Linked DNA regions of Mus musculus: region 2 is linked to region 1. The links are chromatin loops, found by intact Hi-C in ENCODE. Cell type or tissue: heart. All regions are shown on one strand. Links, peaks and the distances in the headings refer to the core of each region. The heading gives the core; the rest is flanking DNA. Region 1 has its middle 3.9 kb from the start of Ccdc158. Region 2 overlaps Shroom3 (shroom family member 3).

Region 1 (5,390 bases), core at 90-5,089:
TGTGATGCTTAGGCTGGCATGGGGGGAGTGTAGCTTAGTACCACATCAGCAGCATCTGAAGGTCAAGGTCATAAAGTTCAGGGCAGCCGGGACACCCGAGACCCTACCTCCTCCCTCCTCCAAAGGCTAACATTTAATATACAGCACAAGGCCTGTATTGTTTTATTTTATTACTGTTTGCAGTAATAACTTTACCCAAAGGGCCCAATAGTAGGGAAAAAATATCATTTTTATATAATGGTAATCTAATGGAAACAGGTATGCCAAGTGAAAGTGGTAAACCTGAGTTGATCCTTAAGGGTAATTTAGGATGTTTTTATTGATACTTCCTTAGGCTGTTTTTATTGATACTTCCTTTTGCAGCTTAATTTGTAAACAAAGACTGAAAGGAAAGCTGGGCATGGTGGTGAGGGTTTGTAGTCCCACCTAAGCTGGAGAATCGTGAGTTCTCAAAGTTCAGCCTTAGTAATGCAGCAATATTATGTCTAAAAAATAAAAAATAGTAGGGTGGGCTCAATAGGTTAAGCACTGTTGTGCAAGTGAGTTCTAACACCCAGAACCCTTGTAGACAGCCACAGTGGTGTCTGTGTCCATGATCCCTGTTCTCCCACGGGCAGACCAAAGATGGGGATGGATAACCCGGAAGCTGTAAGTCAGCTAGGAAGTGGATTGAAGCAGAGACCCCAACTCAAGCTAGGTAGTAGGCAAGCAGCTACACTTAAGGTTGCCCTCTGACCTCCACATGAGTATCCTGAAGGCGTTTGAACACACACACACACACACACACACACACACACACACACACACACTATAGTATGACTTTTTCCTCTGGGTTTCACAGGGTCTTCACATTGTCATTTTGGTATGAAGGTAACTTGACTTGGCAGCCATGGTGTGCCTGTGGAGGTCAGAGGACAGACAACTAATTGGAGGGAGTATTTCAAGGATCCCCCCACCCAGCTTCTTCCTGATTTGGAAGAAAGGCCTCAGAAGAAAAGTGTCACCGTCTCTTTTCTGATTTCTGCTACATCCCTATCCTTCTGCCTCATATTTAGACTTGACTCTACTTTACTAATTTAAAAATAAATCATTTTCATAATAGACACACCCCAGCAGGTGGCAACTACACATGTGGGTGCTGGGAACTGAGTTTGGGTCCTCTAGAAAAGCAGTAAGTACTCTTACCTGGTGAGCCATCTCTCTGGCCCCCAGTGTCTGCTTGTATGTGTCTGGCTTACTTAGTATGTTTTGAAGGTTTGTTTCTACAAATGTATTCCACTCCCTTTGCTTTGTTTTGTTCTGAGACACAGTCTTGTGTGGCCCAGGCTGACCTCAAACTCACTACATAGTCAAGGATGACCTTGAATCCTGATCTTCCTGCCTCCACCTTCCAAATGCTAGGGTTACAGGTGTGTACCACCATGCCCAGTGTGTGTGTGTGTGTATGTGTGTATGTATGTATGTGTGTGTGTGTGTGTGTGTATATATATGTGTGTGTGTGTGTGTGTGTGTGTGTGTGTTTGTGTGTGTGTATATATATATATATATATATATATATGTGTATGTGTGTGTGTGTGTGTGTATGTATATATATATATTTGACAAATTCTGCAAGGTCTTTCTTACAAGTCTCATCGTGTGTCCACAGAGGAGAAATATAGCCACAACACCTTGCTCCCCATCTAGCATTCCCATACTCAACTCTTTCAAATGCCATAGTATCTTTCTAGTTTTACTAATTTTTTTTTTTTTGCAATGGGTATATATGCATCAGGGATACAAGGGCCTTTCATGCTCTCGATGACAACAGCTCTGCCTTCAAGCTACAGCTCCTACTTTTGCTGACATCTCTAATACAATTTTTATTTTATATATTTATTAATGCTTGTTTTGTTGAGACGAGATCTCACTATATAGCTGTAGCTGGCGTGGAGAAAGCTCCGTAGACCAGGCTGGCCACAGACTCACAAAAATCCAGTTGCTTCTGCCTTCCAAACGCTGGAATTCTAATTAATTTTCAAAGCATTGAATTTTGGTTGTTTTTAACTGCTCAAGAAAGTCTCTGAAAATGAAGCCAGGGTGACATCTAGTGGTCCTTCTGGGCCACTAATTTATTCAAGTCATTGCAGACAAGATGTTGAAGTACAGGTTGGAATAAATTATATAGTCTTAGAATGATTCTGAACAATCTAAAACAAAATCCAGCTTATTTTAAAGCTTGCCCATTTCTCTAGGCAATATTTTATACACAAAAAGAGTCACCTCTTCATGGGTCTTCCTAAGACAGCCTTAGGTAGCCGGCAGCTCCTGGCCTGCAAAGGCCAGAAGTGGTTTACACACTGCCCCCGAAAGCAGGTTCTTGGGAAAAGCATGAAGGCACGAAAGTTAGTTTATTCCAATAGTATCTCCATGCTGGAACTTTCCCTGAAGTACAGAACCATAGAACATTATGATGGATACTTCCCCATAACTGGGGTTCAGCAAGAATCAAGGAGAACACAAGGAACAGACAATGTACAGCACCTGCCCCTCAAGCTACAATAAGGCCCGTGTCACAATAATCACAGCACAGATAATCAAAATCTTTCCGAAGGGGTCCACGGTGATTGTAATTGCCATGGCGGTTTTATCAGCGTACATCGGGCACGACTCATGGATGGTATAAGGCAGGTGGCGGCAGTTTATTCAAAGGGAATTTTGTCTCCATGATGTTAGATCTTAAAAGGTCAGCAGAGCCTCATGATGCACACCTGCCACCCCAGTGCTCAGCCACAGAAACAGGAGTATTGTCAATTCAAGGGCAGCTGGGCTACATGTGACATTCCAGGCCAGTCTGGGCTATGTAGGGATACCCTTGACTCAAAAAGCAAGCAAGAAAACTAGCAACATAAACTTACTGTACAAGGACTTCGAGAATTCCAGGAACACATGAGCAAATAACACCATGTGATATATATATATATATATAAACAGAATGAAATTCTCTGGGCATGGTGGTACACACCATGTAACCCTAGCATTTGGAAGGTGGAGGCAGGAAGATCAGGATTCAAGGTCATCCTTGACTATGTAGTGAGTTTGAGGTCAGCCTGGGCCACACAAGACTGTGTCTCAGAACAAAACAAAGCAAAGGGAGTGGAATACATTTGTAGAAATAAACCTTCAAAACATACTAAGTAAGCCGGACACATACAAGCAGACACTGGGGGCCAGAGAGATGGCTCACCAGGTAAGAGTACTTACTGCTTTTCCACACTTTCCAAGCTTAGTTACCAGCACCTATATGGTGGCTCACAACCACCTGTAATCTAGTTTGAGGGGATACAACTCCATTTTCTGGCCCCAAGGGCACCAGGCACGAATGTTGTACATATATGTTCATGCAAGAAAAACTCTCGTACAAATAACATAAACCTTTTTTAAAAAGCTCTATTTGCTTATACATATGAGCAGTGCCTACAGCAGATAAGACCATAGACACAGAAACTAGAACAATGATTGCTGGGGTTGGAGAAACTAGAATATAATAAGCACCAAGTTCCAGCTGGGGAAGAACGAAGTTTCAGAGAGGACTGGTTATAACAAAACAAAAACCAAATACAATAAACAAACAAACAAAAAACCAGCAAAAGAGTGTGTGAGCTAATGCCACTTATAATAAAAATGCCAAAAATGGGCCCCTGGGCCAGTGAGACAGCATAATGGGTAAATGTACTTGTAGCCAAATCTGACCGACTGGCTTTAATATCTGGGACACATATGGTGGAAGGCAGGAGCCAAGGCCTGCAAGGTGCCCTCTGACCACAACATGTGCTCTACACAAATAAACAAACAAATAAATGTAATTTTCAAAAGGTTTAAATAATCATTGTATGTATATTTTAACATACGTTTAAATGATAGTGTTGTTGGAGTTGTGATATATATATGATATACATATATGTATATGTATGGGATATATATGGGATATGTGGCATACATATTTAAAATACTGTTCTAAGCAACTGTGTTACATTAAAATGTATATAAAACAACCATATATATACATATATATACACATACATACCATATGTAGGTGTGTATTTTGCAGCATTTGCATAGCATTTATGATTGGAGTATGATTCCTAGAACAACAGGGGAAAAATGCTCAGTAGCATGGCTGGAGAGATGACTCAGTGGTTTAAGAGCACTGGCTGTTCTTGTAATGAAATGTGATTGGAATCACAACTGCCTGTGACTCCAGTCCCAGGGAATACAACACCTCCTTGGTGCAAAGACATACACACACACACACTATATATATATATATATGACACCCACACACAACACATTTAAAAATTTTAAAACAAAGAAACAAAAAACCAAGATGATATATTATTCATCACTCATCACTTAAGCCTGGTGCCTATCAACGTCTGTGCAATAATGAATGGCTGCTTAAGGAATCCTGGACCCCTTCCTTCCTCTTTAAGCTCTTTGTTCTATAAGGCAAGGAGGTGTTGTTTTTATACAGTTCTTGCCCTGCAAGTATGAAGACTGGAGTTTGGGTCCTCAGCACCCACATATTCAAAAGCTTGGGGAGACAGAGACAGGAGGCTCTCTGGGTCTTGCTGGTGGGTCAGTCTAGCCAACTGTGAGCTCCAGGCTCAGTAAGAGACCCTATCTCAGGAACTAAGGTGGAACCCGCAGTATGGCTCAGCTGGGAAAGGGACTCACCTAGCAAGCTTGACTCCCTGTGTTTGGTCCCAGAACCTATGTAAAAAGGCAGAGGGAAAGCTCTCTCCGAGGAAGATACCCCACACTGACCTCTGAGCTCCACTTGCACCCCTACTATAGTTAATGCTCTCTAGAGGAACAGAGTGAATGCATATTTAGGCTTTACTACTTCACCTTTCACAGTAAGGTCTGTATCCCTCTGAAGAGGCTGAAAACCCAGGACCTAGTTAGTGTATAAGGCTGGGTGCCTTAGCAATCCTAGGCTGGTACAGGAGGTGTGGGGAGCCCCTGGTCTTCAGTCCACATGGGAAGGCTAAAGAAACTGGGTTCTGATGGTAACAAAGGATGGTAGGGACAACCACAAACTCACCTTTGGAAGGTTTCCCTTCCACCCCTCCTAACTGGGCTAGGACCCACATTTAGGCTGAGGCTTCCTAAGTCACATAGCCCGATCAAGAGAAGAAAAAACTTTATTCAGGGTACAAACACACACAAAATGAGACAGCAATAAGAGTCACGTGTTAGGTAATTAAAATGTTTTATGCCAAAAGAACACACTTATGTTTTGATAGAAATGAAAAGGTTTAAAGGAAACTAATTGGAACTTGTTTTCAGTCTAGTCACAGAGGCTAGCCATTTATCGTCCTGCTTAGTGATTATAATTTCCTGTTTAT
Region 2 (5,390 bases), core at 297-5,296, 150 kb before region 1:
CTATGAACCTTACCCCTATTCCCCCACAAAGATTATTTGCTATAATTAAATTTCATCTTGGCTACTATGCACTGATATGGCCCACTAATGAAGAACGAGGCCAGGGTATCTCTCAGAAGTGAAGCAAAACTCTTCTACAGGAAACTAGACCATGAAAATTAACCTATGGCTGCAACACATGCATATTCTTAGTTTCTCCACAAAGACAAATGCACGGCAAAGGTTCACTGTGTGCTCTGTGAGACAGAAAGCCTAAAGGAAAAACACTGACTAGCTAACATTGCTTTCCTGTTTTGAGGTAAGCTGATATTGACAGGGCTTAATAATATTCTTCCACCTAGCCCTTAAATTCCCTTTCCCTATCATGGATAGACTTCATCACATGGGTTGGGATGGTAGATGCTCAATAAATGACTTGCAAGTTCAGTCGAGGGAAAGAGGGAAGAAAGGAAGAAAGCAGGCTGTGGCAGTTGCCCCTGGCTGGCTTCAGGCTTGGCAGGTATTTGAAAAACCAACTTTTCCTTTCCATGGAGGACTGTTGAAATGTGCAGGAACTTCCTGTTGGGGGCTCTCCTCTGCTGCATTTCCTGATGGGGGCTCTCCTCTGCTGCATTTCCTGATGGGGGCTCTCCTCTGCTTCCTCAGCACCAAGCATTGGCTGTGTGCACAGGGCACTAATGAGAACACAGGAGGAGGATCTGGGCCAATCTTTTCTCCCTACAGTCTCCCCAGCACCTGACTTGACCTGTCGGATAACTAGAGAGCTAGATATGAAGAAACTAAACCTGGGAGGGGTAAGAAAACTTCCCCATACAGCCTGGGGAAAATAATTTCAACTATCAGAAAGCAACGGGAGCTACTTTCTCACCAAAAGAGACTTTGTGTGTATGTTATATGTGTGTGTGTGTGTGTGTGTGTGTGTGTGTGTGTGTATGTGTCTGTATGTTATGTACATGGTGTATGTGAGTGTGGTGTGTGAGGAATATGTGGTATATGTGAATGTAGTATATGAGTGTGTGGATTATGTGTTTGTCTATGTGTGTGTGGTGTATATGTGAATGTGTATATGTGTGTGTATGAGTGTGTATGTATGATGTGCATGGTGTGTGTGGGTATGATTGTGGGTGTGTATGGTGTGGTGTGTGTATGTATGTGGTGTATGTGTGTATGAGTGTGGGGGAGAATGTGTGTATATGTGTGTGAGTATGTGTGTGGTATTATATGTGGGGTACGGTGTGTGTATGTATGTGTGGTGTGTGTGGTATGTATGTGGATGAGTGTGTGGGGGTATGGTAAAGCATTCTACCATAAAATCCTAACACCCCAGATCCTAAGAGCCTTTATCTTGGAATGTTTTCAGCAGCCAGACACCTGCCCACGAGCATCTAGAAGCCTGATTGTCCCCCTCCACACAGCTGCAACAAGCATAAAGCTTTACAGACCATGTTCAGTGTCCCCTCAGCAAAATCCCCTTTAATTGAAAACTACTGACTTAAGCTCTTCCCTGCTGCCTAATTTCCCATTCTTGTACAGCGAACAATTAGAGTTCACTAATTTTGAATTTTCTCCCTTCTTTTCCAAGGACAAAGTAGATTTACAGTAACATAAATATACAGTTTCCCAGTTCCCACTCTTTGATCCTCATGTCTGCTTCAGTGACAGCCAAAACTAATAATTAATATTGGGGTCTGTGGGTACAGCTCAGTGGGAGATCATTTGCATAGCATGCACAAGGTCCCGAGTTCAATTCTCAGCACCCCAAACAAGCAAATGCTTTAATGCTTGCACGTATTTCTCTCTCCCTCTCTGTCTCTGTTCTTCTCTCTCTCCATCCCTCCTTCCTGCTATGGGTCTGTGATGAGGATGTATGAGCTCAGGTGTGCATATACCATAGTACATATGGAGAGGTCAGAGGGCAACTTTGGTTGTCAGTCCTTGCCTTCCTCCTAGTTTGATGCTGGCTCTCTTGGTCATTTGCCTCTGCATATGACAGATTAGTGCTGGCCCCAAATCTTCATGGGAGTCTGGGTTCTGGGGGGGAACTCATGTCCTCACGCTTGGGTGGCACCTCCCCAGCCCTGAGCCTGTGTTATCCCAGTCACTTTAACAATATTACTTCCTGAATTCTCCCTGTTCCCTTTTTCATACGTGAGACAAAAGCACACCAGAGTCTCTTTTCAGTTCCATTAAGCCATAAAAGCATTTCTAGTTTGTAAAAACACAAACAGGAGCCTTTCTAGAAGCATCTCTGTCATACCTACAAGCAATGAAAACTGGCAGGACCCTGAGGGACATTCCAGAGCAGTGACCAAAGTGTATGACAAGGCGGTTTCTTGATAAGAATATTGAAGTGCATTTTCTTGGAGCTATTAACTACGGGCAGCGCAGGCTCGAGTTCACAGGAGTCTGAGTTGACTAATGTTAATTGTTAATGCAGTGTAGCTTCTGTGGCCTCTAATTCTTAGGAAAACACCTTGGTCGTGTGAAAACCAGCTACCATGTTTTTCTGCCTTTCTTCTAGTGGTTTCTGTAGGTTGGAGATTTGCTTTCCCCTACCAACTGTAATCAGTACAGTCTCTCCCAGCCTATATCAGGAGGGAGCATGTGATGTGGGAAACCTGCTCTCTGACTCACGAGTCCTGGGCCAACACAAAGAAGGCTCTATTGTCGCCATCCAGTAGATGTCGGTAGCCCAAAGGCTAAGTGAATGAATCAACAATGCAGACCATACCTTTCTTGATGTCTGAAACTGCTCTTCCTAACAAAAACAGAGACAGCATTACTCATTTGTAGCAAAAACAGGGACGCTGGCAAATGGTTGTAGCTGATGGTGCACGGAGGTGGTGTTCTGCTCAAGACCATCATGATGTGAGCACATGCTGTCAGGAAGGATGCTGCTAGCTAAGTACAGTATCAGACCCAAGATGCTACTCTCTGCAGAAAGCATGGGAAGGGGTCTGGGACACTTTGGATTTAGCATCTGTGTTGAGGTAGGTTCTTCCGGTGTACCCCAGGTTGACCTTGAATTCACACTCTTCCTGTCTCAGCCTTCCCGTGTAGCTGGGATTGGAGGTAGGCATACATCACTGTGCCTCACAACATTGTACTTTTGAGAGATTGGGATGGATTCTGAACAGGAGGATTTTTTTTTCTTTTGTGGGGTACTGGGGCTTGAGCTGGGGTATAGGGCATACTCAGTAGTGTTCTACTTAACCAGACTACATCCCCAGTCTTAGTCTAGGAAGACTAACCAAGGGCAATGAAGCCACTGGGCATTCGGTGTGTCCTACTTCGAATGACCTGGTTTTCTGCTAGGGGTTTTGCTCCACTTGAGCGAAATCCTAACCCAGAAGACAGCTATGATTTCCTTCTATAACAATTGGTCATTCTCTGAAGGGACACAGCGCAAGACCAGTGTGTTTTAACTCCAGTATCAAAGCCCTTGCTTTTAATCTTTAACCACAACACTTACATAAGGAACTTTTATTGTTATTATTCAACAGAGAGAACCTGACCAGACACTGTGTCAGAGTTCTCGGGGTTATCAGTCCTTGCAGGATCACGACAATTTTCCACTGGGCAGCTAACCTGAAAACCCTCGGAGTCACTTTTGTTTCCCCTCACTCAGCCTGTCACCTCATCCCCCTAGGCCACCCTCCAGGGAGTGAATGTGCCACTGCCCCCTCCCCTGAGTCTAAGTCATGCCCCCATCATTTCTCATCCAGATCCATCAATCTCTCTGGTTTAACTCCAGACTCACCCAGTTCAACCAAGACGATGCTAGGCATCAGGAATGTTGCTCAACGATAGTACACTTACCTAGCATGAACAAAGCCCTGGCTGGGTTCATACCCCATCGCCACAAAAACAAAGAACAATAAAAAAAGACATGACAAAATGCGGCCAGTGAGGCCTTTACAAATACAGGTTTGGAGCTGTTTTCTAGTGGTCTTTTCAATCTGTCATTACCTCCATCTTCACACTTTCAGGTCCTGCTTAGTCGCAGGAGAACCCTCATACAGATTCCAGAAAGGACAGCTGCACCCAGACAGGCCTACCCTAGCTCATTTGGAACCTGTGCAAATTAGGAAATGCCACCTTCGAACCAGAAAGCAAAGCCCAGGCTGGACTATAGCAACTACTCCCACTTGCTGGGCAGCTCCACCCTGGTTTTTTTTTTTTTTTTTAAGCACATCTCAGATGAACCTTTTGCCTTTATCCCCCTGCCTTGGGGTTCTCTTCACATGTCTCTCCGCTTTTGAACAACAGTTTAACTTTGTCTAGAAAAATCTCGACTTCCAAATCCAGATTCTAAACCCCTATTTGCATTTCCAAAAACCAAGACAGCCATGCTTCTGTAAGAAGCTTTTACTGGAGCTGGGGAGGTGGCTCAGTGGTTAAGCACACACACCACACCATTCTTTCCAGAGGAAACTGGTTCAGTTTCCAGCATGGACATGCTGGCTCACAACCATCCAAAACCCAGGACCAGGGCATCTGATGCCTGTTTCTTAAATCTGTGGGCCTCAGACATGAATGTGATACACACACACACACACACAGAGAGAGAGAGAGAGAGAGAGAGAGAGAGAGAGAGAGAGAGAGAGAGAGAGAGAGAGAGAGAGAGAGAGAAGAGAGAGAGAGGCAAAACACTCATATATTTAAAATAAATCTTCAAAGAAATTTAAAGAAGATTATTATTATTATTATTATTATTATTACTGGTTTGATGGTATGGGGGAATGAACCCAGGACCTCGTGTGTATTTAAGACATTTTCTATCACTGACCTACATCTCCAGCTTTCAAAGTTCTGGATGTGTGTGTGGTGTGTGTGTGTGTGTTCTTTTTTATGCATGTGTTCATGCGCACATGGGTGCCTATGGATACCAGAGATCAACCTTGTTTAATTTAAAAATTTTTTCTTATTGTTTGTGTGTGAATATGCTGGATGTCTGACAGCACCACGTGTGTGTCTGGTGGCCTGGTACCTGTGGAGGCCAGGAAAAGGCCTCAGGTGCTCCGGTGAGTAGAGTTACAGATGGTTGTGAGCATCCCGGGCAGGGCGGGTTCTAGCAATGAATCCAGGAACAACAAGTGACCACTGAGCCACCTCCTCAGTTCCCACTGTTTCGTTGTTTGTGTGTTCTCAGACAGGGTCTCTCCCTGGCCTGGAGCTCTCCCATTAGGCTAGGCTGGCTGACCAATGAGCCCCAGGGACCTGCATGTCTATGTCTCGTCTCCCCAGAGATGTGTTTACAAGTGTGCACTGCTATACATCGGGTGAGTTTTGAGTATCAAACTCAGGTTCTCACACTTGCATGGCTAACAGTTTACTGACTGAGCTGTGTCTTCAGCTCTAGTACCATTCTCATTTTTATTCTATTCTAT

Evidence for each region. Peaks named below come from ENCODE experiments on the same cell type or tissue, not always from the same donor. Only the 100,000 strongest peaks of a DNase experiment are listed, where the experiment ranks them.
Region 2: a loop joins it to region 1, with 2.4 times the contacts of the local background. A loop is called at or near these places in 1 of 42 quality-filtered maps.

Annotation. Positions count from the first base shown.
Region 1 is chr5:92,676,334-92,681,723 of GRCm38, reverse strand. No RefSeq gene overlaps it. Among named protein-coding and RNA genes, the nearest start is that of Ccdc158, 3.9 kb to the right of the region's middle. In heart, for the core only: a CTCF peak has its summit at 2,092 (motif pointing left); no DNase peak of the experiment used is centred there.
Region 2 is chr5:92,821,750-92,827,139 of GRCm38, reverse strand. The region is part of intron 2 of Shroom3 (shroom family member 3); the gene reads right to left. Among named protein-coding and RNA genes, the nearest start is that of Mir1961, 36 kb to the right of the region's middle. In heart, for the core only: a CTCF peak has its summit at 2,674 (motif pointing right); no DNase peak of the experiment used is centred there; H3K27ac peaks cover 2,255 bases.